Linked DNA regions of Mus musculus: region 1 is linked to region 2. Evidence: chromatin loops called from intact Hi-C (ENCODE). Cell type or tissue: heart. All regions are shown on one strand. Links, peaks and the distances in the headings refer to the core of each region. The heading gives the core; the rest is flanking DNA. Region 1 has its middle 42 kb from the start of Gm46748. Region 2 has its middle 92 kb from the start of Gm46748.

Region 1 (2,924 bases), core at 254-2,753, 50 kb before region 2:
AGTCCATGGATCTCCTTCTGTTTGAGTTTTAATCTATGAACTTCACTGCTGTTTCTCCCTTACTGTTTAATCTGTCTTGAAGCCTATGGTTTTCTATTCTAGACGCTGTCATTTTCGTCATTGGCAGTTACATTTAGGTCCCCTTTTTCTTACATTGTTTATATCAGTACTATTATTTTTCACCTTCCCTCTAGCTTCCTGAAGATATAGAACACAGCTTCGGGAGCCTTTAAAGCACCCATGCATACCAATTCCATTGTCTACATCATTTCTGGATCTGTTATATCGAATGGCATTTTCTCTTTAGAGGTAGCATCACTCAACCCCTGTGCTAAGCTGCCACACTATGAACTTGGCCTGCTTGAGTCCTGGGTACCTCTGTATTTGCAAGTTGCCTAGAAGTTCCTTCTTGGATGGTTTTGTGTGAGTTGGTACAATCGTGTCATAGTACTAGCCTCTGTTAGGTGGGGCACAAGCAGCCCTGGATAGCCTAGCAGTGTCAGCAAACTCCAGGATCAGTGAGAGACTCTGCCTCAAAAATCAAACAAACAAGCAAACAAACAAAGCTGTAAACTATTGAAGATAATCAACATAAGCCTCTGGCTTCCACGTGTAACCTTACATATGTGTGCATGTGCCTGTTCCTGTACACATACACATAAACAGACACACAATAAAAAACGTGGAAAATTTAATAGGTGTAAAATCCATATGCTGAAAATTACAGCATATTTTAAAGAAGTGAGAAATATACCTAAATAGATGTTCATTTGTCATTAGATAAAATTGAGATATTAAAATACCAGTTCTTCCCAGATTAATCTACAGATTCATAATTTCTATTAGGCATTAGAAAGGCTGTTTTGTTTCTCATGGCAATTGATCAATCTTAAAACACATAAAAATGCAAAAGAAGATCAATCTCAAAAGCTAAACTTAGGGTAATTATGAAAATGTTTAGGACTATAAATTTATACTAGTAAAATGGTATGTTATTGTGTGAATACAGGGTAGGCATCAATGAAGCAGAATAGGGAATCCTTTTAGCTGGGTTTACAGCCAATTGCTTTTATTAAAGATGTCCAGGTCATAAGTGAAAGAAAAGGCATCAAGTGAGAGCCAACCAATGCCACGAAAACACAAAGACTCCTAGACTTCACATCATACACAAAAAAATCCATGCAAAATAGATCAAAGGCTTAGCTGCAATATCTAGAACCTACTAGAAGAAAATACTCTTTATCGAGATTAGAAAATATTTCTTAGACAAAAGTCAGCGAGTAGAAAAATACAAACTAGGCCAAACTGGCCCCATACAGTGAAGGTTCTGATTGTATTTTGCTGGTGACTGTGGCTGCTGACAGCTTCCCAGCCCTTCCACTTCCGCTTCCCCTCTGCCCTACATCTGGGCCCTGCTGATAAGAAAACCCAGGTGCTCCCACCTTTGTTGCCAACCGGAAGTTCAGAGCATGCAAGCCCCAGCTCTCAGGCACAGGAACCCTGGCTCGCTCCAGCCCCATTCTCCAATCACAGCCAAAGACCAGGCTCTTTTCGCGCTCTCTTGAAACATTTTTGGATTTACTTGGGAGCCTGCCCTGTTCTCAGAAAGTTTTATTCTGTGAGTAATAAACTTTCTCGAACCTTTGCTTGCATATGTATGTGTGTGTGTGTGTGTGTGTGTGTGTGTGTGTGTGTGTTCATCAGTTTCAACATCAGTAGAACCCACCTTGTTTCTGTGCGATAACCACAACAAAAACTTTTTTTATTGAAAAGGAGAAACTCAAACCACCTACCAGGAGAAAACTACCTCCACTGATATTCTCCATGTTGTTTATCTAGAGAAGACGGTTGATGCTTAACCTCTGCACAGGAATCCAACTTTAAAAGTTATCGAAAGATTTTATTATCTAAACCTTCACTAAAGAAAGCACACAAATAGCAGATAGTCTCCCAAAATAACACTAAACGTTATTAGGGAAATGCAAATTAAAGACACGGATTTCAGTTCCTATCCACTAGGTAACTCAAATGAAGAGAACCAGGTGTTGATACAGTGTGAGATAACCCGCCCCTTTCCTGGAGGAAATGCAAACGGGGCCACCACTTTGGAAAACATCCTCAAAGATTTTTGTGAGATTAAATAAAATCTAGGCTTGCTATACTACCCATTAATCTCACTTTGGGGTGATTACCCAATAAAAATGAAAGTACATAGTTATACATAGACTGGAAGCCAAACAAATGCCAATCAACTGGTGAATGGGTAAGTAAAATGTTGATATTCCATCTAATGGAATACTACTTAACAATAAAAAGGAAATTTTGCAACATGCTACTCTGGGGATAAATATCAACCAACGGCATTCCAACAAGAGGAAAAAAAGCCAGATCCAAAGGATCATGTGCTGTGTTGCTCCAGGATATAACACTCATTAAAGAGGGAAAGCAAGGGATTGTGAGATTCACTGCAATGAATGCAACAGTACTTCAATGGAATGGAAACAGTCTATAGCATAGCTGTGGTGTCAGCTTACAACTGTATATACTTGTCAAAACACATGGATTGAGTTGTGCCTTAAAATGTATTTAGTGCATATAAATTATACTGCAAAGAGAAATGTTAATCTCAACAGATAGGCACTACTGCCTGAAAGAGCAGTGCCCTAGAGTCTTCAGGCTGGTCTGTTCCATAGACATTATCTTACTTGATCCTTATGTCAACCAGTAGAGTTCTCTGGGACTACTTTGCAAACACAGGCACCGGCAGCCCAAGAAACTTTCCAAGGTCGTGCTATCTGTGGGAAATTTTCAAAGTCGAAATGCTTCTTTCAATGAAGCCCCCCTTTTCTGTTTCCCTTGACACCTTCAGTCTTGACAGTTCATATTGCTGTCTTAGACAATTTAGGCTGCTTGAGAAAAATACC
Region 2 (2,924 bases), core at 258-2,757:
AGCTTCCACTCTCCTAGGTATGCACAGCAAATCATGCAGGAGAGAGGAAACAGATGAAATTGTTGCTGGATTGCAGCCTTTCTGGCCTCTTGGGAAAATCAACAATTACAACAAAGAAATACTATTTACTTCTGAGACCAGACCGGGAGAGACTGTTGAGTTAATCTGGCCAACTCGAGCTCCCTGTGCTAAGCTTTGACTTTAGGGAATCAAGCTTTTAGGGGATGGTACTTTATGGGGAGCATAGTTTAACGTTCGTTCTCAAATGATCCATGCGTGAATCAACCGACATTTTGTCCAACTCAAAACATTTTTAGGAGTTAAAAAAAATAAGCATAAGTTTATTAACAGGCATAAAACCTGTACCTTTATTTAATTTTGTAAATATCCTGGTAGTAAAAAGTTATAAAGGTAGTTAAATGAATGAGTCCAAACAAGTTTGTTTCTGTGGCTTGGCTTGAGTGAGAGCATAAGATAGAGCAATTTCTGCAAAGACCCCAGGCCTAAGGTGCAATTCCTTCTTATGGGGAAAATTCCAGAAGGTGATGTGGGGCAGCTTCAGTGGGGGCTTTACCGTCACCAAAAGGCAATCAGATGGAAGCTCTGGATTCTTAGGGTTTTTAGCTGGTTCATTCACAGTCAGTCGTGGAATTATTTTAGAATCAAGGTTCCTCCCAGTGGAGAAAGCAGCTCAATTGAATGAAAACCATTTCCTATCTTTTTTACCTTTGGGACCTGCACTTTAGGAAACTCCACAGATCAGAACTGGTGTAAATAACATGGCCATGACCCTGGGCTAAGTGGGTATCCAAATGCACTGGGGCTTCTTTCAAAGGGATCAGATGTTTTCTTTCCCTGTGATGTATTAATACGGTAAATAATAATGGGTCATGGTAAGACCATCTTTACATTTTTTTTTTTTTGGAATAAACTCCATACCATTCACATGCAGTTAGCCAAAAAAGCAGTCACAGGAAATGTGGATTCTTTGTGTGCTCCAGAGGAAAAGGAACTGGGTTGGACAAACAGTCTCTGCAATAGAAGCCAAGCTATCAGGAGTACCACACCAAGGAGAGACTCCAACAGAAAAGGCGCCATCAGATCAGACCCCGCTTCTCCAATTCACCTCCAGCTCAAAGTAGTCATCAAGTAGGAGGACTGTGAAGTTCCGGGCTCTTCATCGGGCTTTGTCACCTCTCAGAGTGATGCAGTCCCTGGGCTCAGACCTCGGTATTCCATAATCATAAGACAAGTAAAAGAGGTTTAGGTTTCCCACTCCTCTGCAAGTCGTCATAACGAGTCCTCACGTGGGCTGTCCTCCTTAGTTCTGTAACTGTGTAAGGATACACGTTTTCAAACATCTCTATGCCGTCTGATAAATCAAATGGATATCTGGTACAGAAACCAAATTGTGTATTTTCATTTTAAAGGCAAACCAGAAAGCCAAGGCACAGGACACAGTGGTATCTGCTATAGAGTAGATAATCAATTTGTTTTTGAGATGATTTCCAGTTGCAAGCTTCACAGCCACCATGTCAGAAAAACACCGTGTGTCTGTGGGCAGAGATGGGTCTCCCTTCCTTTCCATCCAGAAACCACGTGTGTGTTTGGTTTCTTCAAAGTATGAAGGATGCTCACTCAAGAAGGGTGAGTCCTGTCAGCATAGAAGGCAATTGCCTCACCTTTCTTGCACTCACACTTTGATTGATCAACTGTCTTTTACAGAGGCTTGATAGTGGCTACGGATTTTGAACTCAATTAGACTGAAGCCATTGATTGTTGCAGTCCCTAAGTCAATTGACACACATTTCCAGTCTATTTATTCCATTCGAGACATAACTCAATCTTGCATATTTACATAAAACATCTAACGGAGGTTTTCATCTGTTTATTGTTGTGTGTTTTTTGTTTTGGTTGGTTGGTTTGGTTTTTCGAGACAGGGTTTCTCTGTGTAGCCCTGGCTGTCCTGGAACTCACTTTGTAGACCAGGCTGGCCTCAAACTCAGAAATCTGCCTGCCTCTGCCTCTCAAGTGCTAGGATTAAAGGCGTGCACCACCACCGCCCGGCTTTGTTGTGTGTTTTGATTTTTGCCTGTTCTAAAAGGCTGCAGGACAGAAATACTTGAGAGTCAGAAAATATGAGTCACAACATGTGGCCCCCTTTTCTCTTTCTGATGCCCCTTTGAGCTGGTCTCTGTCTTGCCCTGCTCTGAGAAAAGTCACTGGGAAGTCTTGAATCCTCTGTGCTTACCCAATGATAGCCTGGCAGAGTTAGGAATGAATTCTCCTTCTCTGATTACAACTGGCCCATAGAGGTGTCAAATGATGGAAAGTCACTCATTCCCCAGCTAGGGTCTCAAGGGCAAGCCCCCTGACAGCAGTGCTATGGTCATGCTCATGTTCGTGCCACCCTACTATGCCACCAAACCCTTCATCCAGGTATAGACCACTCACCCAGACTCAAGGTTCCCAGGTTACTATTGTCTTTATTATGGATAAGGAAGTACTTGGTTGTTAATGCAGCAAGTCTCATTTGTTCTATTTCTGTTTCAAGGAGATGGTCATGGGATGGGATCTTTGTCTTCCTGATCCTGGAGAACTTATAGGAGGTCCTCCTTGTTGGGATTCCATTCCTTTTAACTGTGTCTCCTGCCACCATCTTTTTTCCCACCTGGATAATACAATGCCCTCCTATCGGTTCCCCTGACCTCTGCCTCCTCTCCACTCCAGTCTATTCTTATCCACACAGTTCCTTTGAAACCCAAGCCAGACTGTGTCACCACCATGCTCAAAACTCTCCAGATTAGCCATCAAATCAAAACCAAATGAGATACCACCTTCCACCCAGGGGGATGGCTAAAATCAAAAAGACAGACATCACACGTGCTGCTCAGGCTGTGGAGAAATGGAAATCTTCATAGACT

Evidence for each region. Peaks named below come from ENCODE experiments on the same cell type or tissue, not always from the same donor. Only the 100,000 strongest peaks of a DNase experiment are listed, where the experiment ranks them.
Region 1: a loop joins it to region 2, with 4 times the contacts of the local background. A loop is called at or near these places in 6 of 42 quality-filtered maps.

Annotation. Positions count from the first base shown.
Region 1 is chr2:75,018,161-75,021,084 of GRCm38, reverse strand. No RefSeq gene overlaps it. Among named protein-coding and RNA genes, the nearest start is that of Gm46748, 42 kb to the left of the region's middle. In heart, for the core only: no CTCF peak of the experiment used is centred there; a DNase peak (open chromatin) is centred at 1,434.
Region 2 is chr2:74,967,823-74,970,746 of GRCm38, reverse strand. No RefSeq gene overlaps it. Among named protein-coding and RNA genes, the nearest start is that of Gm46748, 92 kb to the left of the region's middle. In heart, for the core only: no CTCF peak of the experiment used is centred there; no DNase peak of the experiment used is centred there.